Regions from separate parts of the Homo sapiens genome. Here all the other regions are linked to region 2. The links are chromatin loops, found by intact Hi-C in ENCODE. Cell type or tissue: B cell. All regions are shown on one strand. Links, peaks and the distances in the headings refer to the core of each region. The heading gives the core; the rest is flanking DNA. Region 1 overlaps SMIM20 (small integral membrane protein 20). Region 2 overlaps SEL1L3 (SEL1L family member 3). Region 3 has its middle 74 kb from the start of SMIM20. Region 4 overlaps RBPJ (recombination signal binding protein for immunoglobulin kappa J region).

Region 1 (7,655 bases), core at 836-5,835, 83 kb after region 2:
CAGGTCACAGGGTCTGGGAAGAGTTTTCTTTTAGTTTTGGCTGGAAGAGATGGAGGGCCAAGAAAGTCTTAGACAGAGAAAGCTGCTGGAGAGAGAAGACAGTCCGTAGAGTGGGAGGTGACATGAGATCCTGAGCTCAAGTAGAGGAAAGAGCCTTGGACCAAAGGCAAGGCACCTCTTCCACCAGCTCAGGAGGAAGGATGGTGTGGATGCTGCCATATCTAGGTTTGATGTTGGCAAGTTGTGGGCACTTCCAGGTGATGGCGTCTATTCTCTTTGTGACACAGGAAGTCAGGTCATTTATGAGTAAGAGGCACCAACTCTAGGCCATCCTCTCCTTCCTTGGAGCACTGTCTTCCCTGGGCCTCTCCACCGTGGAAGGTCCTCCTGGGTTTGCTCTTTTGCTCCTGCCTTTCAGCCACTCCTGTTAGCCTTTCTTGTTAGGCCTTCTCTCCTGACCGTCCTTCATACATTTCATTCCCCAGGATCCTGAGACTGTGGGGCAGAAGCCCATCATTCTTGGATGGACAGGGCAGAAGCCTACTCCCTGAGAACTGGGTTACTGGTAAAAGCAAGACTTAGGGCTGGCAACTGGCAAGGCAGTCCATGTAGAGCCAAGTGTCAGATCAGTCCGGGCCCTTCACCTGTGCCAGCATGGATATGGGGACAGGTACGTTCCAGGGTCTCTGCTGGAACAAGCATACAGGCAGCAGAAAAGAAGGGGAAGCCTGCTTAGGTAAAACAAAGCCAAGGAGATCTTCCATGGTTGCAGAGCAGGCAGCCACTATCACCAGACTGCCTTATTGGATTTCATTTTGGCGTTCAGCATGATCTTCAGTTCTTTCGTTAACTTAGCAAGGCTTTCCTAAGTGTTATGTGGAGTACAAGGCAGTTCTGTACATGATACCTCAAGTACTGAAATGAGCGCTGGACAGATGATGGCATCAGTGGGTCAGTGACCCAAAACCAGAAGTCTGGGTACAGTTCTGCTGTACTTCTGGAGGGAGTCCCAGACACTTTTTAGCTTTCACCCTGTTGGCATAGCATGTTTGGTCTGAAGAGGCCACAGTTAGGGAAGAGTACAGATGGCTAATCTGTCTTTGTTTCCTAGAACTAGACAGTGACCCTGAATATGGCCTTTTACAAATAACATGCATTTGAGGCCAGCCTGTGAAATTAGACAGAATAAGATCATTTTCTGTGATCCTTTTCATTTGAAATTTTAATTGGATGTTCAGAAGCATAAAATCATAGGGTTTGACCAGAAGGGGCTTGAGCTCATTTCCGTCCCCTCATTTAGTGACTTGTCCAAGGTTACTCAGCACATTAGTTGCTGGGTGGACACTAGGCCCTAACTCCTTGACCTTGCCTGTACTTAATGCCCTGCCTCATGATGCCTTCAGACAGTGAAGAATGTTCAACAGCCAGCCAAGTGAAAGGCCACAGGGGAGAGCTGTGAGACCTCAGTTCTGCTGCTTCTCAGTCCTGTTGATTTCCGCTGCACCTTGCTGCCCCTGCCCAAAAGGAGGCTATGCCTAGGCAGCACACGGTACTGGAAATCACCTGATGCAGAAAGAATTCTTACCTTGTCAGGGCATTTTCCTTGTGACATGCCAGGTGCTTAGAATATGCTTTTCAGTCCTTTCACCACATAATCGAATGAAATGCGCAGGCAGACTGGGTCTTGTTTTCTAACTGGCATTACACAGTTCCCTGGATTCAACCAGGCTCTGGTGAGGAAACAGACCTGTTGACACTGTTGGGAGGAGTGCAGTGCTTCAAGTGGCTACTTGGTCCCCTTCAGCCAACTGGGTCACACTTGCTCCTGTGGTCATATGGCTTCCCCTCCGTCCCTGGTTCTTTCTTGTCACCACGTCCATTTGGTCCCCTTCAGCCAACTGGGTTGCACTTGCTGCTGCGGTCATATGGCTTCCCCTTGGCCCCTGGTTCACACTCACCACCAGTGAACCTCCAGTTCTGGAATACCCCAGAGGCAGATGGTGTATGTATCTAGGTAACAGCAGCAACAAAAGCAACTGAAAAGCTTTTGAAAAAAATTTTATATTTGCTACTTTTTAAAAGATAGCTTCTTTGAAATAATCACCATGGAAGAGTCAAAATGGTGTTGGACTTTTCGTATGCATGTTGTACAGTTATGTGGTTTTTGTTAGTGAAAAAAGAAACTCAAACTTGGGGAGGCTGAGGCAGCAGAATCACTTGAACCTGGGAGGCAGAGGTTGCAGTGAGCCGAGATCACGCCACTGTACTCCAGCCTGGGTGACAGAGCAAGACTCTTTCTCAAAAAATAAATAAATAAACAAAAGAAACTCAAACTGACAAAAGATCCAAGAACAGTGCAGTAAATTCCTATATTGTCCTTCACCTTGATTTACCAGTTGTTAACATTTTGCCACATTTGCTTTCTCCCCCTATATATAACATACAGATACATACATATATACAGATATAGTTATATGTACTATATATTATAATTATTACTGTTATTTTGTTGAACCATTTGAGAGTAGGTCAAAGACATTGTGAGCTTTCATTCCTAAACACTTCAGCCTGTATTTCCGAAGAACAAGGGCATTCTCTTATGTAATCACAATGCGGTTTTCCAATCTAAGAAATTTAACGTTGATACAGTGCTATTACAGTTGGAGCATTTCTAATCTGAAAATGGAAAATGCTCCAAAATCTGGAATTTTTTGAGTTCCAAAATGACACAAGTGGAAAATACCACACATAAGTACTTAATATAAATTTAGTTTCATGCACAAAATTATTAAAAACATTGTATAAAATTATCTTCAGTCTATGTATATAAGATGTATGTGAAACAAATGAATTTAATGTTTAGACTTGGATCCCATCCCCAAGATATCTTGTTATATATATATGTAAATATTCCAAAATCTGAAAAAAATCCTAAATCCAAACCAATTCTGTTCTCAACCAATTTCAGATAAGGGATATTCAACTTGTATGGAATATACAGCCCACGTTCAAATTTTGCCATTTGTCACAATTCAAGTTGTGAGTTGCTTTTATTTTATTTTATTTTTTTATTTTTCTTTTTTGAGACAGAGTTTTGCTCTTGCGCCCAGGCTCGAGTGCAGTGGCATGATCTTGGCTGACTACAACCTCTGACCCCCAGGTTCAAGCAATTCTCCTGCCTTAGCCTCCCAAGTAGCTGGGATTATAGGCGCCCGCCACCATGCCTGGCTAATTTTTGTATTTTTAGTAGAGATGGGGTTTCGTCACGTTGGCCAGGCTGGTCTTGAACTCTTGACCTCAGGTGATCCACCCGCCTCGGCCTCCCAAAGTGCTAGGATTACAGGTGTGAGCCACTGCGCCCGGCAGAGTTGCTTTTAAGTATTTATTGGCAGGAAGAAATAGGGAGGTAGGTTCCCAAGGTCATACCTTGCACCAGCTTTCATTTGCTTTTTTATTTTAGGTTTCTGTCTGCTGGTCCTCCACTAGAGCACCCTCAACGAATAATCCTGAGACTGCTGAGGGAGCTGGGGCTTGAGTATCCTGCAGTGTTTGCATTGTTGTGAATGTTCAAGTAACAAGTCACACAGTCGATGTATTTTCCGGTGTGGACATTTAATATAAGGATATGTTTTTGTTTTTAAAGACTTCAACATTATTAGGTAGATTCTTTTACTATCGTACAAAAAATCAGCCGGTCTGCATGTATTACTAGTTTTAATAATACACTTTGGCCCCTGGACCAGAGATAACGTCCTCAATTAAAACTACAAATCACACCACTGCCTTAGCACCAGGGGGCAGAGTCGGGCTTGCTGAGACACTGGAGTGGGGAGTTTTTTAACCCGGTGTGCCATATTTGGGTTTAAATTATTTCACTCCTGATAGAAATGTGCTCACTAGTGAAATTGGTAATAAGTTTATCCTGATTTGTTTACATAGTTAAACCCCTGACTTCTGCCATTTCCCTTTTCCTGAGGTTTATATACATTTGCTCTTTTCCAAAGATAGGGAAATAGAAGCTTACTGTCAACCTCAATCAAGATGCACTGCTAAATCGTGAGGGACTCGTTTCTGTTTTCCTTTTAGAGTATTCTGCATTCACAGATAAAGTGTCTTTGTGTTACATCATGAATTTACATAAGACTGCTTTGGCCTTAGAGTATTTATAAAACATTAATGGATTAAAGAACCAGGGGATGTAGATAGGATGCTAATACCTGGTTATCATTTGGTAGGAACTGGCTCAGCAAAGTGGTTTAAATTTCCTGACCAAGCCAAACTACAGAGGTGTTTGCATTAGGACAAGGATTATAAAGAGATTATGGTCTATTTAAAATAAATCTTCAGCCTTGCTTCAGCCTCATTAGCAATTAGCAAGAAAGTGTGAAGACAGGGATTTCTTTCTTTTCATTTGGTTCTCCGTTGCATCATAAGAGGTTAGAACCCAATTAGGCATTCGGTCCTTGCCACCAAAAGTCAGCTTCCTTTGATGCTTGGCAGTCTGCCAGCTTCTTTTGCCTTGCAGTACCTGCCTCTGGACAATGTGTTTGGTACACCAGGATGTCTGATTTTATGAAATCTCTAAGTCTAGAATGCTTTCTGATAGTGATTTTTTAAAACTCAAATCTTCCCTCTTCCATAGTATCAGAAAATAGACCTTTTAGTTAGATACAGAAAATTAATTCTATTTTTGTTCCTGCCAAGACTGATGACTGTGGGCTTTTACATGTTGGTATCTTCCAAGAGCATGTTCGAGACATCCATACTTTGAGACTTACATGTCTATAGGATGGTGGGGCTCAGTTCTACAATGATTTAATGTCTTAAGAAATGAGGACACCTTTTGTGTTATTTCAGAAAGTCTAACACTTTAGAGGCTCCATAATATCCACTCTAAATGGAAGAAATCTTTTGATATATCTTGAGAGAATCTTGGTTGCCATTCATCCGCTACTTTTCAGAGAGGAGCAGTGAAACCATCAGGCCGCTTGTTGCCTGGAATAGGCCTGAGTATCCTATGTGTTCTCTCCATCCCTCTTAGACTTGGATATCAGGATTCCCATAATCCCCATTGCCCAGTGTTTTATTTGCCACAGCAAAACTTAGTATTGATAAAACTATCAGGTCGGTCATTTAGGATTGACTTTCTGTCACATGACTAGAGAAGCAAGTTCAATGAATATTAGATTTGGCCAAACCCTGTTTCTTGTACCGTTACGTTTGTGTAACTTTATGAGAATCCAGAGGCCAAAGTAAAGAAAATGGCCTGATACTAAATAAGAGCTAAATGTGGATTTAAAGAAACACTGTCAGCCTGATTAAAACAAAGGTCCGATTATGACATTTCATTACTATAATTTAGTGGTAAACGTCCTTTGGCTCTAAGGCTTTCTCCTGAAAAGCTGTCATTTGTTTGTCAAGATACTTAAAATAATAACTCTTTGTTTTTACAGACCTTGGGTTTATTCTAAACCACTTAGAAAAATGTGTCAGAGTGCTTCAAGCCCACAGATATGAAATGCCCAATTTCTCTTGGCCCTTGCCTGTTGGACATCTCCAAAGAGACTGGCTTAGTTGCTGTCGCTACAATGTGCTAATTGGCGCAGCACCTGCAATCAATTAGGGAAGCTTCAATTATCCAAACCAAAGCCACCCACCCAAAGATTAATTTTCTGCTCTATTTCCTATCAAAAACATAGCATATTTAGCTCTGAGTCTAGTCCTTTGGTGGAGTGCATTTTAGACATATAAACTACATCGTTTTCTTAATTGTACTTGTTCCTTCAATTCAGCAGCTTTCCCCTCGTGATATCACGCCCACCAGTTCTTTCAAAATTGTTCTTTTTTTGTTGTTGTTTTCTTGTCTTTCCAAAATGCTGAGATCACAGAGAAGAGATGTTAGTTGGGGAGCTTTTCTTTTGAAGTATGGATTTCTTTATTCTTTTGAAAATACCCAATCTCTTTTGCATTATAGGATCTAACTTCCACAACCTAAAAGCTTTGCATAATAGCGTATCTGAATTTAACAGCACTCATAAATACTGTTTTCTAATTGTCCCATGTCATTGGCCCATGTAAATACAAATATTTCTCTCTCCCCGCCCCCCTTCTAAAGAATGATTTTTCTCTTATGTTTCTCAGAGAAGGAACAAGCTATAAATCGGGCTGGAATTGTTCAAGAGGATGTGCAGCCACCAGGTAAACTGAAAAAAAAAAATCAAAACCAAATCTTATTTGTACTACTGTGTTGTGCGGGTTTGTGTGTGTTTGCCTTGGCGTGGAGAGTGGGAAAATGCCTTTTAGCTTAGAGACAAGATTGTGATTTTGCTATTTATTTCTCAACAGTTGCCATTTATAGATGCCACCCAAGGCGTCATTCTAATATTTCACTCCAGAATACTTTTTGCACGTTTGCCAGGTTCCTCTTTTCCATTTTATAAGTGGGCATAAAAATGTTAACAAGTGCGTGATTCGATATGAGACGTGAATAGCTGTTTGGCAGACTTATTTACCAAGCACCTATTTAAACACTCCCCTCATGGGAAAATAGTGTTTACTTGTTAGCTGTTTGAATTGATGTGGGGTTCTGCTTTGCACAAGGGCTAAAAAGCTCCCTTTATGGCTGAATGGTTAGTTCCTTTCAGAGGATCCAAGTTAGCCAGGAATGAGAGGTTTCTCATTTATTAACCAAAGCTCTTATAATCTGTGGCAACATTCTTTTTTATTTATTTATTTTTTAACTAGGCCAGATGTCGGTCTTCCTGCTATGGGGTACAATTCCTGAGCCATTTAAAAGTCCCTTATGGCAGCCATGGCTTCCTGGCCATTTAATGCCAAGGTTCCGGCAGCCTGCTCACACCATCTCAAACTACACTGTAAATTGCACAGCTCAGTTCTGATGTCATTTTGTTTGTTTGGGGTGGAGGAAAGTGGAAGGACATTTAAAAATGAATCCTGTTTTTGTTCCTGTTTCTTTCCATAGGGTTAAAAGTGTGGTCTGATCCATTTGGCAGGAAATGAGAGGGCTGTCATCAGCTCTGATTAAGAAAGGAGATTTCTTCATGCTTTCGATTCTGCATGGGGTACAGCCAGTCACCTCACCAGAGAATGACGGCTGGAGAAGAAAACTCTGTAATACCATAAATAAGAGTGCTTGTAATAAAAGACTGTGCACAAGGATTAATATTTCCCTTCTTAAGTATCAAAAGAACTCTGGAACAAATTATACCATTAGGAAGGTTTTCATGATTCAGTTGATTTTCCAAAAATGAAGCTATCTCACCCAGCTGGGTTTGGAGGAGCAATCTGCTTATTATTCTGTCGTTACCACTTACTCAAGCGAGCTGTGATATGAATACAAGCAACCAGTGGGCTCGGGAAGGTCCGGGTCTCTTCTGCCATCTTCCAGATAAGAGATTTCAGTAAAAAACTGCCATGCTGAGCTGCCTTATAGAGCTCTTCGAAAATGTTCGAGTTGATAAAGCTCTTTGAGGACAAGGTACTTCGTGCACCTCATGCTGAAGATTGCACCGTGTTGGAAAATAAATATGAAGCAAGTCAAACTAGATGCATACACTTGTGTAGAAATCAATAATCAATTAATAGAAGTGAAAAAATAGACATTAAAATGATTTATTTCTACTTTGCAGTGGTGT
Region 2 (7,655 bases), core at 1,307-6,306:
AAGGCCCCGCCACCCACCCTGGCCCCTCCTTCAAGTTAGAGCCTGGCCCAACAGCGGCCTCTGGAGCCGGCTTCAGCACTAAGGCTAGCACCCACTGGAGTTCACCGAGGCCCCCACCCCTCACTGGTTGTTAAATATGTTAAATCTCATCCCTGGGTCAGGTGGGGTTAAGGGACGATTATGTAGCCCATTCTCTGGTTCAGCTGAGTGATCAGAACCCTGACACAGATCCCTTGCTTGGGAAAAGGTAACACTTCCACGTAACAAAGGTAACACTTCTGTGTAACAAAACCCCACTCCAGATGTGCTTCGAACACACAGCAATGAAGCCACTGAGATCATCAGCCCACCTTCAGAGAAGCTGAAGATGGTCTCAATGCAAGGAATCACAATGACTACAAGTCTGTAAGCAAAATCTGCGGGGAAAGAAGCGAAGATTTCTCAACCTGGAGAAATAAAGCCAGAGCACAGGCAGCTCAATAATGCTTTCCAAACACAGGACATTCAAAAGCCAGTGGCCAATAAGGTGTTTAATTTTCTTTAAAGCCAAAGTCTGAGAATAAAAACTCGATTTTCTAGCAGATATGATTTAGGTCAGAACTTCCTCCAGAAAGGATACTAGGCAGTGAAGCAGGTTCCTAAGGAAGTCTGTGGAACATTCGATGGCAGGAATCTTAAGAATAAAACCAGTTCTACTCCTAGTAATTTATCCTCCAAACATGCTTATGAGTGTGCACAGAGATACATGTACAGGGATGTTCAGTGAAGCCTTGTGGTTAAAAGCAACAGCATGATCATCAGCAAAAGATAGGTTAAATAAATTACGGTCTGTCAGGCGATGCAACGCTAAGGAGCTGTTGAAAAGAATGAGGTCGGCAGCATGTCCTGGTACAGAAAAATCTACTGTATTGTTAATGAGCGCAGGTCTGTTTCTAGAATCCTCTCATTTGTGCAGGAAGAAAACGGGACACAACTTAACGCTTGTATGTGCAGAGAACATTTCTAGAAGGAAACACAAGAAACTGTTGCTAATGAATTTACTTCTGGGAAAAGGACCAGAAGATTCGAGGGGGAGGGGTGTGGAAACTTACTCGTTCCCCTAAACCTTTTCACGCTATTTAAATTTTTTTATTGTTACCGTGTACACGTATTACTTTTTCGTCTACGAAAGAAAAGAACAAAAGCTCTGAGCACTTCCGGGCAGGCATATAGAAGGAGCCAGCTACATCCCAAGGCCTCCCCACCCTCGGCCTCCAAGTCTGCCCAATCCGCTTCAAAGACACAAAGTCCAGTGGGTGAAGAAAACAGGATGATTCACATCGATAAAAATTCAACTTTAAAAAAAGTATTCTTTCTAATTTAGAACCTGGGTTAGGACTGTATTAGCATATTTCAGAGAGGCGGCATAGCAAAGTCAAAAGAATCAGGAAGTCTGGACTCCAGTTAAACAAACTCCCTGAGCCTCGGTTTTCCTCTTTGTTAAAGAAAGGTTGAGAATAATACTGTCTTTCCCATGGTACTATTATGAGGATTAAATGAGACAATGTGTGTGAAAAAAGTGTTTCGAAAAATCATAAAGGGGAATGTAGATGCTAGGCATTAATTAGTGTTATTACTGAAAAATTCAGACTACCATGATTAACTGGAAAAAAAGGAACTAGGTCTGTTTTTTTTAATGCCAAATATATAGTTTATAACTACTAAAAGTACTATCATGACATTGACTTGAATAGTCCTGCTGCATAAACCATTTTTTTTCACAAAGACAAGTCAAGGCTGGTTCCAACACTTGACTTAACTTTCAATCATTTTGTTGTAATGAAATTTTGTTATAAAAAATCATACTTCCAGTCCATTGGATCTGAAGATGAGAATGCATTTTTGAAACGAAAAGAGTGGAGAAGAAGAAAACTGCCATGTTGCCCCAGAGTTTCTTATTTAAGAGGGAAGATCAGAGAAGTGTTCATAAAGCTAAACATTAGGGCATTTAAGAACCTTCCAAGAGTGTTCCTAAACTGCTTATCCAGTCTTACTTCTTGAATTGCCCATGTCACACCTGAGATTATACCTTGGAAAATAAACCACAGCAAGTGTGCTGCTAGTCCACATTTCCACTCCATGGCAGACAGTAACTGATGGACATGGCACTCTTTCTCAGTAAGTGCAGACTCATCCTCAGAATCCTACTCAACACCATGCTCTAGGCAGCCACCCCCAAGCAACACAAGCTAGCCTGTGAGATGAAGCCCTTGTTGCCATCTTTCCCGTCAAGGAACAAAGGCTTATCACCATTTCCCAATCCGGAATTTTCTCCTTTGTGTGCCACAGCTTATGCCTTCCCCTCTGCCTGAAAGCTCAATGTCCTTCTTTCATTCCTTTTTTTTTTTTCCTTCTTCTTCTCTTTTTTTGAGACAGAGTCTTGCTCTGTCACCCAGGCTGGAGTGCAGTGGCACCATTTTGGCTCACTGCAGCCTCCATCTCCTGAATTCAAGCAATTCTCCCACCTCAGCCCCCCAAGTAGCTGGGACCACAGATGCATGCCACCATGCCTGGCTAATTTTCTGTATTTTTAGTAGAGATGGGCTTTCACCATGTTGGCTAGGCTGGTCTCTAACTCCTGGCCTCAAGTGATCTGCCTGCCTCAGCCTCCCAAAGTGCTGGGATCACAGGCGTGAGCCACTGCACCCAGCCCCTCCTTTTTGATCCATGAAAACTCTACACATCCTTCAAGTCTCTGTCAAAATGTCACCTCCTCTGAAGAAGCCACACAAAGTGCTTAACACACACAGATTGCTCAGGAACTTTTTTTCAGTGAATGAATGACTTAAAATAAATAAATAGCTTCATGACATCACCTGGTAGTTTAGCCTAATGAATAAGTGTGGGGTTTGGGAACCAAACTATCCAGGTTCAAACTCCAGCATCTTCATTAATAGCTGTGCAAACTTAGACAAACTACTCTATCTCTCTGAGTCAGTTTTCTGTTTTCTCCTTGGTGGAATATTGGGCATATTAAATTAAATAACAGCGGGCCAGGCGCTGTAGTTCACCCAGCACTTTGTAATCCCTGCACTTTGGGGGCCGATGCAGGCAGATCACTTGAGGACAGGAGTTTGAGACCAGCCTGGCCAACATAGCGAAACACCATCTCTACTGAAAATACAAAAATTAGCTGGGTGTGGTGGCACGTGTCTGTAACACCAGCTACTCGGGAGGCTGAGGCAGGAGAATCGCATGAACCTGGGAGGCGGAGGGTGCAGTGAGCTGAGATCGCGCCACTGCACTCCAGCCTGGGTGACAGAGCAAGACCCTGTCTCAAAAAAATTAGATAACCACGTAAACCACATAAAGCACTTTGACAGTGCCTGGCACATAGCAAATGTTCAGTAGCAGTAAGTGACTGTAACTATTGGTAGCCATGTTAAAGAGGGTGGCTTTGTCCTCATCTTTAAGCCTCCACACTCAGTAAAGAAATTGATACATAGTAGGTGCTCAGTCAATCTTTGTTTAATTGAATGAATCATGATACGTGTCATAGGAGCAGTACCAACACAGCATTCTGATGGCCAGCATTTATGAAGTTAATTTCTGGTTGTGGAAATTAAAAAAAAAAAAACTCAACAAAACTTCAGGGTGGGGGCTAGAAAAGTGTTAGAAATTTGAGCAGGCTGTTGAAATAGGGGCATGATTTTGCCAAGCAGACATGGAAAGTGGCAGTGGGGGGCGGTGTTGCTTCGTGGGCAGGGGGAGTCGGGGCGGAACAGGAGCTATTCTAAGGAAAAGAAACTGCTTTAGCAAAGACATAGGGGTGGGGAATCAAAGACTTAAACCACAAAGGGGAAGCTGAGCTTACCTGTGGCTGCAAAGGAGAATCCCTGAACAGGAGGAGCCTGCAGCCTTAACTAGCGCAGCCCTGGTGGGTTTGTCTGGGAAGCTGTGGAGTGTGTGCAGTGGCCCTAGGGAAGGAGCACTGCCACCTCCACCCCCACACCCTCCCTCATGTGGCAACACAGCCCTGCAAGGGTATCAGTGTGTGATGTTCACAAACTGTCCTTCCCTCTTGGTTAAGAGCATTCATTCAATCAACAAGTAGTCATGAGTGCAGGGGCCTATGATCAGCATCAGAACAAAGCAAACAAGTCCCCTGGCCTCATGGAGCTTGTGCTCCAGTGTGGGCCAGGAAATAGGCACATAGGCAACTAAAGATATTTACTGAAACTGTCCAGTGGTGATCAGGCCAGGAAGGAAAATGAAGGTGGACAATGACAGGCAGGGCGGTGGGGGTGGGCCTGCTGTCTTAGATAAGGAGATGGCATTGGAGCAGAGGGGTAGGTGAGGTAAGGAAGTGGCCATGTGGTGATCTGGGAGAAGAGCATCTTAGGTGGAGGGAGCAGTCACACAGATGTCCCAAAGTGAGAATGAACTTGGTATGCTCCAGGAGAAGCAAGCGGGCCCCTGTGGCTGGAAGCAGTGGGGAAGGGTGTGCGTGGTGGGACACAAGGCTGCAAGGGGACAGGGACAGATTCCCACAGAGTAAGGGGCATGGGTTGATCTTAACTGGGATCAGTGGATTATGGGAGGAACTGGGGGGCTTAATCAGGCAGTGATGCAATCACCTTGCACTGGCTGCTGGTGGGGGGTGAGGAGGGTACGACGGGCAAAACTGGGTGGCCACTTGCAGGCAGTGCCAGGAGTCCAGACAGGAGGATGACGGCTTAGACCAGGATGACGGCACTCCACGTGGTGAGAAATGCAAGAAGGGACTGAATATGTGACACATACAGCCAGCACTAGGTGACTCTCAAAATAGAGTATGACAGGAAGAGAAGTCCAGGTGGGTCCCCAGGTCTGGGGCCCAAGTCACTGGCCTGCATGGCTGATTCCTTTCTTTCTGTGACTCCAGCGTGAGTCAGGCACACATGTGATTTGGGAGGGACAACAGAAACGCCCAGTCCCCTCCCTCAAGGAAATAAGCCACATTAGGTAGATCCACAGTCTGCCTATGGCTACATATGCCCCCCACACCCAGAATGCAGCAGTAACACGTGCACCGGGGGCATGTGGCCGAGTCGTGGCACACACGTGTTCCCAATGGCTACCGACTTCTCATCTGGGTTAGGTTTTCCCTGCAGGGCTGGGTAAACGTCTGCTGCGTCTCCACCAAAAATCAGCCTCATGGCCTGGCCGGGTCTGGCCTGGCAAAGGAGATAAGCTGCTGAGAGCCGTGTCTGGACACACGTGGCCCTCGCCTCGGGAGCCTTGGCAAAGCCAGCGATGGAGGCCCTCCAAGCACACTTCCAGAACGCCCGGGCACAGGGACTTTGACTCTTTTTATACATGAAAAGGAAAATGAAAGCAAGTCAGGGAGTACTTCAGTTCAGAGGCAGGGCCATCGTAGGACACCAGGCACTTGACACAGAAAACCTTCCCTGAAACCCCACATCAGTGCTGGCTGAGACAGGGACCATACATGACAGGCCCCCTGTGGCTCAGCTCGGAGCCTCACTAATGCCATCTTGTTCTGACTTGATTCTTGTTCATCAAGAAGCCCCTGCTAAGAACAAACCAGAGGCTTGGCCCCCTTCTATCCCCACAGCCCAGATCCAGAACAAAGGTCATGGATGTTTTCCATGGGACTGCTGCAGACCCTCTTGTGATCTGTCTTTTGGAGAAGGAAGAATGTGTGCCCCTTTTTCGGTAAACAAATCACAGCCTTGTAATCAGAGCTTATTTTGAGGGTGCATGGAGCTCCCCACCATTTTCAGTGACTTTAACTCTTGGGAAAGGGTTTTCTCTGCGTTATGGTTTAATTCTCACTCCTAAGGTAATGCTCTGAAGCAGGTGAGGAGAAAAATCCCACTGTGCTGTTCCTAAGCCTTGTGAATATGAGAAGAAACAACAAAAGAAGGAAAAGACGTTTCACATTTTAAGGGCATATTCAGGTGCCCTAAGAACTGAGCCAGTTCGTTAAATGATTTCATTTGGAAACTTCCAGCTTGCAATTCAGTCATTCTTCAATCAGAAATACATGATTTGTCAAATATGAAATGGAATCATTAATCCCTGACAAAGTCGGAGGTACAGCAAATTGTGGCTGTGTGTGCCCCACGCTATCTTCCCCTTAACAAATTAGGTGGCCCTGTGGAAGGTATTCCAGACAGATGCCTGCATGGGGCTCTGCCTGGAAGAGGGAGGCACACTGATCATCAAAATGATTGACTTGACTGCTTTCAGACATTTAACTACCCATCCCACCCTCCCCACTATGTGCACACACACAGAAAGGGAATTTACTTTCATCTTCTAGACATCTTTTCATTTAAAGCACTGCACAAATGCAGAATAAACCAGACAGACAGGGTTATTAAAATGTAGGTTAAAATTGTATAGATCTACACAAACACAGGACCCCCTGTAAAAAGTGGTAAAATCTGAGTAAGGTCTGGAGTCCAGTTAACAGTATTAGATCAGCATTACTTCCCCAATTTTGATTTTGCACTGTAGTTATGGAAAATGAGGAAGCGGGGGTGAGGATACACAGGGACCCTGTACCCTTTGCAACTTTCTGTGAATCTATACTTATTTCAAAATAGTTTTAATTCAGCACTTTGGAAGGCCAAGGTGGGAGGACTGCTTGAGCCTAGGAGTTCAAGACCAGCCTGGGCAACATAGGAAGACCCCATCTCTACAAAAAAATAAAAAAATAAACTGGGTGTGGTGGTACATGCCCATGGTCCCCGCTACTCAGGAGGCTGAGGTGGGAGGATTGTTTGAGCCCAGGATGTTGAGGCTATAGTGAGTTATGATCGTGCCACTGCACTCCAGCTTGGGTAACAGAGTGAAACCCTGTCTCAAAACAAGAAAAAGTTTTGAAAAATATCAAATGTGCCAGTTCTAGGGTAAGTGGCTTCTGACCAACTATCATGTATGGTGACACAGGTCCTTTCAGTTTTCATTATATGCAGAGCTGTTTTGGGACAGTACCAAGAAATCGCCACAGTCATTATTTCCCCCAAAGATAGCCCAACAGAAATCACATCCCAGAGATGACAAGAAATTGATCACTAAAGGAAAAACTTAGAGTGCATGTCCTTAAGTCACCTTGTCCCAAACCCATCCTGTTGATGAAATGTCAGGCACTTCCTGTGGAAGGGTCTGTTGCCACAAATCCATGGATGTCCTCTGCCTGCCAAGCCTGGCTGGGGGTCGGGACACGGGAACCATAGCAATCCTAAGTCCAACCAGCTCTGTCCCTGGCCCACAGGTTCTCAAGTTTTAGGGTGCATTAGAGTCGTGAGGAAGGTGTTTAAAATGCCGATTCCAAGCCTTCCCCCACCCCCGCAGATCCTGACTAAGTAGATGAAGGACTGGGCCTAGGAATTTGCATTTGCAACAAGCATTTGTGATTCTGTCACAGGTGGTCCTAGGGCCACAGTTGAGGAAACAACTGGGCGCATGTGTGGGGAGGGCTCCCCACTGAGGGGGCAGAAGAAGAGCTGGCAGGCACTCGGCATCCACAGAGCAAGGCGCTCCTTGCACCAATGGAGAGAACTTCAGAGTGCCGCCTCTCAGCACATGCCTGAGATCTCCAGCCCCACGGCTTAAGGGAGGCTGCAGAAGGGCCTTGGAGCCTCCGGGATTGGTCCTGCTGAGGC
Region 3 (7,655 bases), core at 1,479-6,478, 150 kb after region 2:
TCAGGTGATCCATCTGCCTCGGCTTCCCAAAGTGCTAGGGTTACAGGCATGAGCCGTAGTACCTGGCCTGCAGTAAATATTGAATGTGTCATTGGGTCTGAATAGAACTAAGAACAGGGATTTCCCTTCTGAGGCAGCATGTCTCTGCTGATCCCTGCAAGAATCAGGCCCTCACTTGTGATGAGAGGCTGCTATGTGTTAGGCACTCGCTGTATACCTGGCCTATTCCAAGCACCTCACATGCATCTTCTCATTTAACACTCACAACCGCCTAGTGGGGTGTGTGGTCCACTGAGGCTGCTATCACAAAGGACCACAGCCTGGCTGGCTTCCACAACAGAAATCTATTTTCTCACAGTTCTAGAAGTCCAACCTGAAGGTGTCAACACGGTGGGTTTCTCCTGAGGCCTCTCTCCTTGGCATGTAGATGACCCTCTTCTCCCTGTGCCCTCACACGGTCTTCCCAATCTGTCGGCGTCCTAATGTCCTCTTCCTATAAAGACAACAGTCATACTGGATTAGGGCCCACCCTAATGACCTCTTTTAACTTCCTCTCTTTAAATACAGTCACACTGTGATGTACTGGGAGTTAGGACTTCAACATACGAATTGGGGGTGGGGGCGGGAGATAGAATTCAGCCTATAATAGGGTGGTAGCTATTATTGCCCCATTTCAGCTGAGGAAACTGAGGCACAGAGAGACTGGATAACTTACCTAAAGCCACAGCTAACAGAGGGTAGAGCCAGGATATGAGCCAGAATAGCCTGACTCCGAGGCCGAGGTGGGCGGATCACTTGAGGCCAGGAGTTCGAGACCAGCCTGGCCAACATGGTGAAACCCCATCTCTACTAAAAATACGAAAATTAACCAGGTGTGGTGGTGTGTCCCTTAATTCCAGCTACTCAGGGGGCTGAGGCATGAGAATCGCTTGAACTTGGGAGGTGAGGAGATGGCACCACTGCACTCCAGCCTGGGCAACAGAGCAAGACTCTGTCTAAAAAAAAGCCTGACTCCATAGCCGGAGCACAGAACCACTGCCTGGACCCCACGGCAGCCTGCAGAGGAAGATCTCAGACCAGCCGAGGAATTCAAGTCTCAGAGGTCACACCTCTTGCCCAAGGACATTGGTGGGACAGATGGCAGAGCAAGAACTCCAAACCAAGTGTTCTGGCTCCCAGCCCAACCCCAGCCCAACCTCCTTCCATCGAAAAGGGAACAGCAAAAGCTTCCAGGAAGGTAGGAAAGGGTTTGAGAATAGGAAGCAATTTGACTTTCCCATGACATTACTGGGAGATTAATGAAAAAATGGTTCCCTCTAAGAGCCTCTGAGACATGCCTTATAGGCAGGGCACCTGTGGTTCAGAACAGCCCCAGACAAAGCTGGAGAAGAAAGCAGCAAGCTCACCACCCCACCCCCCCAAGATTCCCACTCTCCCCTGAATTCCCCTCTCTGTATCCTGCAGCCCCTTTCCCTTGCAACAACAAAACAGCCATAATAATACTCACACTTACCAAATGTCTACTGTGCTAGGCCCTATTCTAAGTGCTTTTTTTTTTTTTTTTTTGACAGAGTGTTGCTCTGTCACCCAGGCTGGAGTGCAATGATGTGATCTCGGCTCACCACAACTTCTGCCTGCTGGTTTCAAGTGATTCTCCTGCGTCAGCCTTCTGAGTAGCTGGGATTACAGGTGCCTGCCACCATGCCTGGCTAATTTTTGTATTTTTAGTAGAGATGGGGTTTCACCATGTTGGCCAGGCTGGTCTTGAACTCCTGGCCTCAAGTGATCCGCCTGCCTCGGCCTCCCAAAGTGCTGGGATTGCAGGCATGAGCCACCATGCCTGGCCCTAAGTGCTTTTATATACTAATTTATTTAATCCTCTCAACAACCTGTGGGCAGAGCATGGCATTATGACCCTTTCTATTTTATATATAAAGAAGTGAATGCACAGAAGTTTGCCAGAGGTCACCTGGGAAATACTTGCTGCAGGCTGAATTTGAACCTAGGCAGTCTGGCTTGCAACCAACCCCTCATCCATTCTTCACACTGTGGAGTGGACGGCTGGTAGGGAGTTCATGGGTTAGCTCTCCATAGCTACCCCTTCACTTGTTCATTTGCTCATCCACCCAAGGAGAATTTAACACACCTATTTTGCTGACTCTGCCCCAGCCCCACACGGGATTCCCCTGTCTAATGCCTCCAGTCTTGCAGGGCAGGGAGACACTTAGAAATGACAGGGACCCTATATAATAGGATTGTGTCCAAGAGGCTCTGAGGCAAAGAACAGGGGGATTCACAGCGTAAGACAGTCAAGATCGGCTGGATAAAGGCAGTGGTGGATATGCAAGGTCTTGAAGGGCAGGTAGGTGTTTCCCAGGCAGATAAAGGGATGTTGCCTTTGGAAAATAAGAGAGAGCTATGGTGGGTATATATGGAGATGCGAGTGGGGTGAGGCAGGAGGAGAGCACAGAGGAGAAGCTAGCTGGGTGCTGTGCTGAGGAGGTGTTTCATCCTAGAGGCTATGGCATTTTAAAGCCCCTTTGGGGCTGGAAACAGCATGGTCTTCAAACTCCATAGTAGCTTCCCATCATACATAGTCTAAAACCCAAAGTCCCCACTGTGGCCTAGAAGGCTGTACATGATGTGGCCTCCCAGCCCAGGATCTCATCTTTGCTCTCATCTCCCCCCAACTATTCCTATCTTCCTGCTCTTCCTCAAACAAGCCAAGCCTATGACCTAGACATTGAACTTGCTGCTCCCTCTGCCTGGAACTCTCTTTAGCAGAGTTTGGCTTAATCGGCTAATTACATTCAGCAGAGCTTTAGCATGGCTCTCAATAAATGCTTACTTGTTAAATGAATGAATGAGGTCTATTTTATGATATTTCAATTCATTGAAAGTAAGTATACAGACAGCTCTCAGCCATCTAACTGGGCTGAATAATGAACCAGGACACACTGTCGCCCTTCGGGCTGGCCTGATGGCCCTGTTAGGTCTGGACTGTCACTGGGTTGCTAGCAAATCCTCCTGAGCGGGTGTGGGCTGCAGTCAAAGCGAGGCTGCTTAGCAATTTGGCTCCTCAGCCTGTGGCTGCAGCTAACAACACTGCTGCCACAAACACGTCTCAGTAGCAGAAAAGAAGCCGTGAAATTGCCTGAATTGAGGAGCTGACGGGAAAGTAAAAGGGGCCTGTCAAAATCCAAGTAAACTAAAAGGCAATTCCTCCTTGCCACTGATGCACTTTTGACACTTGGAAAAGGGGAGAGAAAAGTCTCTTCCACTTCGCATCCAACCTATACCCTCCTTTCCTCTGTCGTCTCCCTGCACTCATAACAGAGAGGGACGGAGAGTCCTACAAGCTGTTGGGTGACCGTGGCCCTAGGGCGAAATGAAATCGCTGGCCGCATTATTAGGGAAACATGGTCTTGACAATTCTGGATGATCAAAATAGCAATAAAGTCTTTGATGGGAAAGACAAAAAGCACCCTACTTCTCTCCCGGGTAGCAGAGTGTCCAAATAAATTGTTTCGATAATTAGCAATTCATTCATGTTCATCCGTACTCAGTACTCGCCTCTTGTCTTTGTTCTTGGTTATTTCAGAACAAAACAAAAAAAAACTAAGGTGGGCTCCCAAATTTTGCCCCCTAACTCAGTGCTCAAGTTTATTTCTCATGTTATTAGTCTTTCCTGTGAATGATAACATCAGCTGATTATAAATAAATCAAGGTCCTTTTCTAGCAGTTACTGCTAAAAGTTAATGTCTCAGGCAGGATAGGGCCTATTTCAATATGCCTTAAACATGGGATGGAGCAGCTAAGCCATTTGCGCTCAGAATGCTGGTGAAGAAATTAGGGCTTAATGAATCCTGAAACAACCAGCCTCTCCTCTCCTATATGGAGAAAAGAAAACATGGCTCGCAATTTTAAATGTGAACCAACAACTTGTTTAGAAATTGTTATTTAGAGATAGTGGCAGTGGGGGACTCTGGAAAGCAGATGTCTTCACACCTCATGAGAGACATTGTTTTCTTAGGAAAGGCTGAGGTCGCCCCTCAGAGATTCTGATGATGAAATTTGGAGCCCACGTTTCCTACAATTCTGTGCATGCGGATGGCGGGTTTTAAATGCCCAGAATGTCCAATTTGCTAGGGGCCTCTTGGGGGTTAGGTAATTGCCTGGCAGCTTCTGCGGGTTCTACTGGCAATGGGCTCAGTAGAGTTACTCCTTGAAGATTTCAAGGCAAAGTGACTTCCCAATATTTGCAAATTGGCAAGCTATGAAGGTTTTGAAAAAAGCAGATGGAGGTTGGAGAGCTCGGAGCAGGCGCCGGAAATCTCAACTCAGAGAATGCGCGGGAGCCAGTTCTCCATCGGAGCGCTAGATGGCGCCAGCAGCCTGTCCGGGCTGAACCGCCTTCACCCTCCTCGTTCTCAGGGCGAGGCTGGCCCATAAAGAAGTGACTGTGGAACAACAACAACAAAACACCCAGAAAAGGCTTCCCGTTGCTTCAGGAGCACCGAGGGTGAATGTGGAAGGTGATTGGTGACACGTCTAGCTCTGGACGGCAGCACGTGGGCTGGCCGACAGGTTAGGAACCACTGCTGTGTGCTGTGTTGCATTGCTCTCCAATTGTCAGTACCGGGACTTTCTGATGACGGAGTCTCACTCTGTCACCCAGGCTGGAGTGCAGTGGTGTGATCTCTGCTCACTGTGCCCTCCGCCTCCCGGGTTCAAGTGACTCTTCTGCCTCAGCCTCCCGAGTAGCTGGGATTACAGGCTTGCGCCACCACGCCTGGCTGATTTTTGTATTTTTAGTAGAGACGGGATCTCACCATGTAGGCCAGGCTGGTCTTGAACTCCTGACCTCAGGTGATCCCCTGGCCTCGGCCTCCCGATTAGCTGGGATTACAGTCGTCAGCCACTGTGCCCAGCTTCTGATTGTCTTTTTACTCTTTTCTATCCCTGTTCTCTACTCCAAAGGCAGCTGCTTTAATGTGATTCATGCATATCCTTGAATTCATATTATCCATAGAAAAAAATCTGTGATCTCGAGCACGCATGCATGCATGTGCGTGCGCGCGCACACACACACACACACACACATTCAAAGAGTTTGAGTAAGAATGTACTTTTTAAAAAAAGCACCTAATCCACATTAACATTGCAAATTAGAAATCCAAAATCTAGGCTGGGTATGGTAGCTCATGTCTGGAATCCCAGCATTTTGAGAGGCTGAGGCGGGAGGATTGCTTGAGGCCAAGAGTTTGAGACCAGCCTGGGGAACATAGCGAGACGCCATCTGTACAAAACAAATCAAAACAGATGTGGTGGCGTGCACCTGTAGTCCCAGCTACTCGGGAGACTGAGGTGGGATGATCCCTTGAGTTCAGGGCTGCAGTGAGCAATGATCATATACCAGTGTACTCCCACCTGGCAACACAGCAAGACCCAATCTCTCTAAAGTTAAAAAAAAAAGTTTTCATAAAAAAAGAAAAGCATGCAAAGTCTAAGAAGGACAGACAAAGAGCTCGAGGTTTCACATTGGGTTGGGACAGCACTTGGCCTCCATCCCAGGCATCTTGATTCACAGGTCAGTACTTCTTCCACCAGAGCACGCATAGATTTTTAATTCACACAAATGAGTTATTAGTCTGGATCTAGCAAGAAAATTAGAAACCACTCTAGGTCTTTCAAACAGAGAAAATTTAATATAGGGAATTGGTTACCCAAGTTGATAGGCAAACTGAGAAGACAAACAGGTGACCCAGAGATTATCAACCTCAGGAAGCCACCATGACCCCTAGGGCTGGAGCAGCAATAGGAAGGATGATGCTACTGCTTTATGGCTGGGACTCCAATGTAGGGACCGCTGGCAGGATCTGAAACAGTCGAGGAGGGGCCATCTGACAGAAGGCAGAGCCAAGGAAGAGAAACAGGGTTGTGGGAGCTACCGGAGGAAAGACATAGAGAAACACCCTGGCTCTCCCTTCTTCCCCTCTCTAATCTTCTACCAGTTTCCCATTCCCTAAACCAACCCACAAGCCAGAGCCATGAGAGCTGGCAATTGTAGTTCCCTAGGATATAAGGAAGAGCAGAGGAAAGGCAGAGATGGATTGAGAACAAACTGGCAGTTTGGCATAGGCAGAATGGTGATGTGCTGAAGGTCCTGCTGTTATAAATGTTCATGTGTGAGGCCAGGCGTGGTGGCTCACACCTGTAATCCCAGCACTTTGGGAGGCCGAGGCGGGCGGATCACCTGAGATTGGGAGTTCCAGATCAGCCTGACCAACATGGAGAAACCAACATGGAGAAACCCCATCTCTACTAAAAATATAAAATTAGCGGGGCGTGGTGGCAGGTGCCTGTAATCCCAGCTACTCCGGAGGCTGAGGCAGGAGAATCGTTTGAACCCGGGAGGCGGAGTTCGCAGTGAGACGAGATCGCACCATTGCACTCCAGCCTGAGCAACAAGAGAACAAGAGTGAATCTCTGTCTCAAAATTAAATAAATAAATAAATAAATAAATGCCCGTGTGTGTGTGTGTGTGTGTGTGTGTATGCATGTGTATGCATTTAATACGGAATTGAGGTGAAGCATGTAGGCTGCCTGGTTGAAATCTCAGCTCCTCTGCTATGTAAGATGATAAGCAGTTTACTGAACTTTTCCATGCTTCTCTTTGCACATTGGAGATAATGATGCTGTGTACCTCATGGGATTTGGTGAGAACTGAATGAGTTACACTGTGTCAAGTACTTGGAATGGGGCTGGGTACAAAGTAGTATTCGATGTCCTCTATTATGTTTTTTAAGATCTGCCCATGTTACTGTGTATGTGCATCCAGTTTGAGGCTCGTAATTGCTGCACAGAGCCCCATAATGTGTGAGCACCACATTTTATTTATCCAAGGAAGCACGAGGCAAGTCACTGATCCTCTGTCCACTTTCATTTGGGATGACCGGAGTGGTAGATATTGAATTCAGGCAACAACATATTTCGGAAACAAAATTAGATGGTGCGTGTAACTGGTGCATGAGTTTACTGAAATCCAAGATGGTGCTTTTGCTTCACTTGACTTGCTTCATTTTTGACTTTTCATAAATGAAGATAACTTGGCTTTTTTCTTCTGAGTACAGTTCCATAAGGGTAAGTGCATGTCTCATAATAGTTTTACTAATGGATCACCTGCCCTGATCCTCACAGCTGCTTTGTGAGTTAGGTATTGTTATCAGCTGAGAGAAGTGAGGCTTGGAGGAGTTAAAAAAAACCCTCCCAGTCGCTGAGCCAGGACTGAACCCAAGCCTGTGGCTGGTCACTCTGCCATACCGCCTCCTTAAGGCAGTCACAGAGAGCCTGGCCCATGGAGTGGGAATTCATCTTTCACTATTACCAGGACTGGGGATTGAGTCCATGGGCCTGAAATTTGGGTGAGAAGGGGCAGAATCTGTTAGCAGACAGCCAAAGAGCCACAGGCAGGACCTGAGATGGGGTCAGAGCCCAGAGTGTGAGAGAAGTGACTCTAGGTCTGGAATTACCCAGGGGGATACTGGGAATCCTTGCCTAAAGGCGGAGTTGGCTGGCGGGAGAGGCAGGCTCAAAGGGCCAAGATCTTGGTGGCAGAACACAGAGTTGGCAGCTTTATATGATTTCAGTGACGG
Region 4 (7,655 bases), core at 1,383-6,382, 570 kb after region 2:
TGTTTCTTCACTTGGTTCCTGGAATTTTCTTTGAATAGTTTCTTGAGTCTGTCTTTCAAACAGCATTTTTTGGTTAAGCATTCCATGGAAAAAGCCTGCTTATGGAGAAAGATCAAAGGTTTTTTAATTGGCTAGAAAGGTACCCAACTGAAGAGAAAAGGAATGAAAACTAAGGTTTTGGGATTGTTGTGAAAGGAATGAGTAGAATTCTTAGAGATTGTGACATAAAGGAAACCTCAGCTTATGCTTAAGAGAAGGGAAATGTAATATGTATGTGATTAAATTAATTTACATGTTAAAAGAGAATTTTTAGGAAGTTCCTTGAAGCTGACTAGATCTGAGCTGAAAAGAGGGGTAAAGCTTTCTTTCTTTTTTTTTTTTTTTTTTTTTTTTTTTTTGAGACAGGGTCTCTGTTGCCCTGGCTGGAGTGCAGTGGTATGATTTCCACTTACTGGGCTCAGGTGGTCCTCCCACCTCAGCCACCTGAGTAGCTGGGACTACAGGCACTCACCACCATGGCCAGCTAATTTTTGTATTTTTTATAGAGACGGGGTTTCACTATGCCGTCCAGGCTGATCTCAAACTCCTGGGCTCAAGTGATCCGCCTGCCTCAGCCTCCCAAAGGATTACAGGCATGAGACACCGTGCTTGGCCAAGAAGGTAAAGCTATTTAATTGGTAGTTTTAATCCTCAAAGATGAACAAGTGAAAACAATATTTAAGATTCATACTGCCAGGTACTGTTATTCAGGCTTACTAAATTTCTGATTATTTTATCGTACTTTACTAATACAACTTAAACACTGATTTAGGGTTAAAGATGGGAAGAAGTTGGTATCTGTAGTTTGGGACATAGCGTACCAACTCAAATTAGTGGTCCTTTTTTTTTTTCCCACGAAGTTGATATTAGAAATTCAGTATTTTTTTTTTCATAAATAAAATTTAGTGTGTGTTTATAGCAAGTTTTCTGCTTTTTAAGCAAAACAGAAAAAGTTAACACCCATCATTATGGAGGAAGAATCTAAAAGGCCAGCTGTGCACCTCATAGTGAATCCGAGGTAGAAACAGTTTCATATTGGCTCCAATCATGAGCCAGACATGATTCCCAAAGTGCTTTATAAATATTTTAAAGTTGTAATCCTCGTAACAATTTTGTAAAGTAGTCATGTTATGATCCAAATTCTGTGGGCAACGAATCTGAAAATCAGAGACTTTAAATGTGTCCAGGTTGACATTAGTTAGGAATCTGTGGAGCTAGGGTTGGAACTCTTGAGGGCCTAATTTTAAATATTTACCCTTTTTACTACCCTAATTGCCATACCATTCCATTTGCGTTTGAGTGTTGGTTATCTAGAGCAGGGATTGAGGAGGAAAAGATCCTTTAAATACTTAAACTTTGTAAACTTAACTTTGCCTAGGACTAACCCTTTTCCATTACCTAGGTGAGATTGGGCTAGCCCAATTGAATTATGAATAGATGTGTGTTTATCATATAGCTTCAAATTTAGGCAAGCTGCTTTTCTTTTCTCTGGATTTTTGAAGATGCATTTTAGTACAATTGAATTCACTTATTCTTTATTTCTGATTGGCTATTGTGTGCTAGGTTTTATGCAAAAGGACCTTTACTAGGAGTTTTAAAAGTCACTGTGTCATTTAATACCGGGATGTATAACTGAGGCCCGTTGGAGATAACAAAAGGGGAAGACCTATTTAGAAAATTGTGTTAAAGTCCAGATAAGGTTCCTGTTTGTTAGTTACTGTTAAAAAATACGGCCCGGCATGGTGGCTCATGCCTGTAATCCCAGCACTTTGAGAGGTCAAGGTGGGCGGATCACCTGAGGTCCGAGGTGCCACTGCACTCCAGCCTGGGCGGCAGAGTGAGACTCCGTCTAAAAAAGAAAAAGATCCAACATATATAGAGAGCTGTAGTGGTTTGTCAAGTTAAAATGGAAAATTTAACCATATCTTTTATTGTAGTAGCTTTTATTTTTCTTTTTTCTTTTTGAGACAGAGTCTCGCCTTGTTGCCCAGGCTGGAGTGCAGTGGTGCAATCTTGGCTTACTGCAACCTCTGCCTCCTGGGTTCAAATGATTCTCCTGCCTCAGCCTCCCAAGTAGCTGGGATTACAGGCACCCACCACCACGCACAGCTAATTTTTGTATTTTTAGTAGAGACGGGGTTTCACCATGTTGGCCAGGCTGGTCTCGAACTCTTGACCTTGTGATCTGCCCGCCTCTGCCTCCCAAAGTGCTGGGATTACGGGCGTGAGCCACCGCACCCAGCCTATTTTCAATTTCTGTGTATTATTTGGGCATGGCCTAGCTGGTCTAAAACCCCAGTCAAAAGAAAGCTTTAACAATCTAAGCTTTGAAGTCCTCTAAAAAATGAACAAAAATGATGAAAAGGCCAGAGTAACTACTTTCCTATATTTTTACTGATTTGTATTGTTAAAAATTTCAAAGTAGACCTGCATTACTTTATGATAAAGGGGAAACCCATTAAATTTACTTGATTTTTTTAAAAAACAGGTGTTAGTAGTAAAGGACTGCTAATGCTAATCTAGCCCTCTGGATGTCTGTCAAACTGCCCTGGATTCAGAGAAGTGTTCTGGGCTCTTACTTGGTGGTGGAGTGCACAGTGGGAAGAGGATCTGTCTTCTTTCTTGCCGATCCTGGTTCAGGCCTTTTTGAAGAGTTGCAAAGGCGTAAGGCGTGAGGTTACCTGGGGGCATGATCACAGTCCTCTTGGCTGTGTCTTTTTGGCATACAAAATAACTCCAGTGAGTGATGCTTAAAAATACTTGGTTAGGAAATTTTATCTCCAAATTTAAAATTGTTCTTGATGTTAAATATGGTGCCTAATAACTAGTATTTATTTGCATGGCACATCTAGTACCCCATTTATATTAGTGATTAATTTCTCATTAAGTAAGATCTTAGGTTAAAGAATAAACTTTTTAAAAGATTATTTTATCTAGAGCTTTCTTGAAGGAAGTAATTAAGCAGTAGCAGTAATGATGCTGTTAAAACAATGAACAGTAAAGTCATTTAGACTGATTCTGAAGTCATATTGAGATTTGTGTTAATTGGCCAATTGTGGCATGCAAAAAGTTCCTAAATATGGTCCTTGTGAACTGAATAATCATCAAAGGTTAGTGATGATTCTGCAAAGGTAGCAAGATAATGCAAATATCATGAGTTTGGATTCTGTTTAACCTAATTTATTTTATATATTGGAATGGATAAAAAGCCTTCTTTGAATCTGTAAGGCAGTTTTCAGACATCATCTCAAGATTTGAGGAAATCAGTGGTTGAAACAGTCTCTGAAAATAAAGACAACTGTGAAAGGAGTAAAATTTTAAATGTGTGCATATCGCCACCAAGTGGCAGAGAAAGTATTGTTTGTTATAGTTGATAGAGCTGCTAGGGAAGATGAGAAAATAAAGGCAACGTGTTTTATAGGATATCTTTTTATAGCAGCAGTTAAATTCTGTAAGCTAACCACTTTTCAGACTTTTCACTGAGTGTTTGATACATATTGACCAACTGCCCAAATTTTAAAAAATAGTCAGTTTCACACACCTGGCCTAAAATACACCACATAAGATATATTTTAGGCCAGGTGCAGTGGCTCATGCCTGTAATCCCAACACTTTGAGAGGCCAAGACAGGAGGATCCCTTGAGACCAGGAGTTCAAGACCAGCCTGGGCAACATAGTGAAAGTCTGACTCTGTCTTTAAAATTAAATAAATAAATAAATAAATAAAGATGTATTTAAGTTTTCTTCTGTTAATTTGGTGGCCTTTTATTTTTACCCCACTCCCTTTAGTTTCTTTTGCGTGTATTCTTGCCTTTTTTTTTTGTATATATGCTGACTTTTATTCAATCACTAGATTTTTACGAAGTATGGGCAACAACTTGATTTGTTTGCCGTATTTTAGGGGATGATGATATTGGGATGTTTAAGGTATGATTTTATCAGCAATATAGAAATAATTTGAATGTTTAGATTATATTGGATTTGCTACTTCCATCATGGCTTTTTGAAATAATTTAGAGTTGACTTTTTTTTTTTTAAAGACTCAGACTATTGAAAAGTCTTCATTTTTCTTATATTTATTACATGATTGGAAAGCACTTTCAAGATAGAACCTTGGTCAGTGTTTTGAATAGAGAATTTTTTATCAACCTGATTTTTACCATTTCATGCATTTTGTCACAGTACTTTTGAGAAAACCAGCACTACTCATTCTTTTATCAGTTTAGCTCTCTTTATATTTTTCAGATGTGAAATTAAGAAGTACCATTTATGGGCCAGGCGCGGTGGCTCACGCCTGTAATCCCAGCACTTTGGGAGGCCGAGGCGGGCGGATCACGAGGTCAGGAGATCGAGACCATCCTGGCTAACATGGTGAAACCCCATCTCTACTAAAAATACAAAAAAAAAAAAAATTAGCCAGGCGTGGTGGCGGGTGCCTGTAGTCCCAGCTACTCGGGAGGCTGAGGCAGGAAAATGGCATGAACCTGGGAGGTGGAGCTTTCAGTGAGTGGAGGTCGCGCCACTGCACTCCAGCCTGGGTGACAGAGCAAGACTCCGTCTCAAAAAAAAAAAAAAAAAGTACCATTTATGATAACTCATTGAGATTTGACTACTGTATTTGGCATATAGGTTGCGCATTCCCAATCCAAAAATTCGAAGTGCTCCAAAATCTGAAAACCCCGAGTGCCAACATGACCCTGTAAGAGTCTTGCTCTGTCATCCAGGCTGGAGTACAGTGGCACTATCTTGGCTCGCTGCAACCCCACCTACTGGGTTCAAGCGATTCTCATGCCTCAGCCTCCTGAGTAACTGGGACTACAGGCGTGCGCCACCATGCCTGGCTAATTTTTGTACTTTTAGTAGAGACAGTGTTTTGCTATGTTGGCCGGTCTGGTCTTGAACTCCTGGCCTCAAGTGATCTGCCTGCCTCAGCCTCCCAAAGTGCTGGGATTATAGGCATGAGTCACTGCACCCAGCCTGGAGCATTTTAGATTTGGGATGTTCAACCACTAAGTATAAATGCAAACAATCCAAGGTCTGGGGAAAAAAAATTCAAAACACTGTTGGTCCCAAGCATTTTAGATAAGGAATACACAACCTGTACTAAAACACAGCTCTTTTGAGTTTTATAGCTGATACACCAATTTACTAAGGAGTCTTAACATCAATGTTCAATTAAAAAAAACAGGAGATGTGTTTCCAAAATTGATGCCTTCTCAACCTCCTGAGAGTGTGCCAACCTAGGTATTTGACTCTGTGCCATAGTAAGCATTGGGTAGCTCCCAGCATTAGAAGCCAGAAAGCTCCCCTTTGTAGACTTGAACTGAACCCACTCCAAAACTAGCCCAGCTAATCCAGGCTTCCCTCCAAATTTAGAGTGACCTGGAACTGGGCCCACTAACTTGGCTGTGACCTTTATATCCTTGGCCTCAGTGTAAGTATACAGGCATGAAAACTGCTCTTTTCTATTGGATTAGATAAATGTGAGAGGACTACAGAGACTTCCCTCCTCCCTCAGTTAAATCCGTAGGGCCTCCTTGGTCTACTTGTCCGCTACCTCTGGCTTCGCTGCCTGTTAATCCCCCTCTTGCTCTGTACTCCAGCCGCTCTGGTCTGTTGGTTGTTTCCCCACTGTTGGTCACAGTCCTTCCTATCTGAGAACCTTTGCACTGGCTCTTTCCTCTGTGGAAATGCTCTTGCCCCAGGTGTCCACATGGCTTTAGGTCGTGACTCAAAGTCACCTTCTTAAGGAAACTTTTCCTGACCACCTTGGGCCGTCCCCATTTCAAGTACCCCTTGCCTGCTTTATTTTTTTCTCCCCATACTTATCACCAGCTAATGGAGTACATATGCATGTTATTTCACTCATTTATCTGTTTTTATTATCTCTCTCCTATTAGAGTGTAAGTTCCATGAGGAGAGGAATTTTGTCTAATTTTTTTGTTTATTTTTACTGCTATATCCCCAGTATCTGTTACACACTCAGGATATAATAAATAATTTGGAGAATTAATGAATATTAAATAAACCCAGCTTACTTCTTGTAAGTCATATGTAAATTGCCTCTAAAGTAGTCTGGTTAGGGTTGAGCAAAAAGTAGGTTCCATTAATATATTTTCAGTCAGTTCAGTAGATAATATTGTAGAGGCTGAGGGGGAAGCAAACAAGAAGTAGATACTACCACCTTCAGGAAGACCTGAGCACCAAATCCAGCCTGCTGGTGTCTGCTTGTGTGTGCACATATGCACATAAAGTTTTTTTCTTTTAGTCTGCACGTTGTTGGCCTACAGAGTGTTAATAAGTGTAAATTAGTTGCCAAATTTAAAAAAACAGTATTTCATATAAAATTTGATTTCAGTCATCTATTGAACAATTGGAGGACGGGACCAACACTAGGCCTGCATGCCCATAGTTCAGCCACGTGAGTGTGAGTGGGTATATATACACTAGTGGCTGATTATCATTGCATTTAAGCTCTGGGTTTTCTTATACTAGGATTAAGAAAAGTAAGCCATTTTCTGTACTAATAACAGTACAAGAAGTGAGAATGACAATGGAGGCTGTGTGTTTCAAGAAAGAAGAGAAGGAAACTACTTCTTTGGGTAACTAAAGGATATTCCTAATTTTTTTTTTTTTAAGACAGAGTCTCACTCTAACCCAAGCTGGAATGCAGCTGCACTATGACAGCTCACCACAGCCTTGACCTCCCAGGCTTAGTTGGTCCTCCCACCTCAGCCACCAGAGTAGCTGGGACTATAGGCGCCTGCCACCACGCCCACTAATTTTTGTATTTTTTGTAGACATGAGGTTTAGCCATGTTGCCCAGGCTGGTCTCAAACTCCTGGGCTCAAGCAGTCCGCCTGCCTCTGCCTCCCAAAGTGTTAGGATTACAGGTATGGGTCACCGCGCCCAGCCTGGATATTCCTGTTTATTGTACGCGCCGTTCACCCATTTATATTACTTATGTGGCTACTATAGTTAATTCGAGTTTTCAGGCCCTCTAGAGAGATATGGCATAGATGTTTTAAAGTGTGTACAAGTCAACATTATAATTGAGCAAAGGTGAATTTACACCCTATATAAGGACTGGATTGATGGTCTGAACTATGTAAAATATGAGCCTTGAGCTAGGCTTTGCAATAGATAATATTTTTAATTGCTAAATAAAAGATTATAAGAAAATCATTCTCAGAAGAACTTGTGAAGGTGGTTTTTGACAACTAGCAAAACAAACCTGTCATATTCTGTGAGTTGAAAGAATACAGTGTATTGTTCTTTGAGCATGAGATATTTCTCAGATATCTACAGCGCACCAGGTGTTCCAAGTGTGTATAAAATTCAAAGATATATAAAACACAGCACTGCTCATAATCAGGAGATCCATGTATTTTTGGCTCTTTTGCTTAGTTTTATTAATATTTTGGATGTTTCTACTATGGACAATGCTCTAACACAATTTTCCAGGTTAATTACCACATTAAGTTAAATGCAGTATCCATAATAGTAATGTCACTCATTAATGATTGTGTCATTTTGAATAGGCCTTAATTAGTAATTACAGATTTTTGTGGTGGTTTATCGTGTTTTGTAATATGTTAGAGTACACTGGATTTGCT

What was found. A loop is a pair of places that touch in the nucleus more often than their neighbours do. Peaks named below come from ENCODE experiments on the same cell type or tissue, not always from the same donor. Only the 100,000 strongest peaks of a DNase experiment are listed, where the experiment ranks them.
Region 1: it touches region 2 in a loop (4-fold over the local background); 10 of 110 quality-filtered maps call a loop at or near these places.
Region 3: a loop joins it to region 2, with 11 times the contacts of the local background. A loop is called at or near these places in 8 of 110 quality-filtered maps.
Region 4: it touches region 2 in a loop (27-fold over the local background); 8 of 110 quality-filtered maps call a loop at or near these places.

The regions. Positions count from the first base shown.
Region 1 is chr4:25,922,172-25,929,826 of GRCh38, forward strand. It overlaps SMIM20 (small integral membrane protein 20), which reads left to right. Exons shown (of 3, transcript NM_001145432.3): 2 at 6,142-6,198; 3 at 6,983-7,641. The coding sequence ends at 7,020. Among named protein-coding and RNA genes, the nearest start is that of SMIM20, 12 kb to the left of the region's middle. RefSeq lists a silencer at 3,742-3,791. In B cell, for the core only: CTCF peaks have their summits at 3,797 (motif pointing right) and 3,997; DNase peaks (open chromatin) are centred at 3,810 and 4,500; H3K27ac peaks cover 290 bases.
Region 2 is chr4:25,838,643-25,846,297 of GRCh38, forward strand. The region is part of intron 2 of SEL1L3 (SEL1L family member 3); the gene reads right to left. Among named protein-coding and RNA genes, the nearest start is that of SEL1L3, 21 kb to the right of the region's middle. RefSeq lists an enhancer at 4,891-5,659 and a silencer at 7,265-7,559. In B cell, for the core only: CTCF peaks have their summits at 3,748 (motif pointing right) and 3,947; DNase peaks (open chromatin) are centred at 3,769 and 5,309; H3K4me3 peaks cover 496 bases; H3K27ac peaks cover 3,205 bases.
Region 3 is chr4:25,983,924-25,991,578 of GRCh38, forward strand. No RefSeq gene overlaps it. Among named protein-coding and RNA genes, the nearest start is that of SMIM20, 74 kb to the left of the region's middle. RefSeq lists an enhancer at 4,453-4,652. In B cell, for the core only: a CTCF peak has its summit at 4,377 (motif pointing right); DNase peaks (open chromatin) are centred at 1,597 and 4,408; H3K27me3 peaks cover 584 bases.
Region 4 is chr4:26,407,515-26,415,169 of GRCh38, forward strand. The region is part of intron 3 of RBPJ (recombination signal binding protein for immunoglobulin kappa J region); the gene reads left to right. Among named protein-coding and RNA genes, the nearest start is that of CCKAR, 79 kb to the right of the region's middle. In B cell, for the core only: CTCF peaks have their summits at 3,392 (motif pointing left) and 3,591; a DNase peak (open chromatin) is centred at 3,377.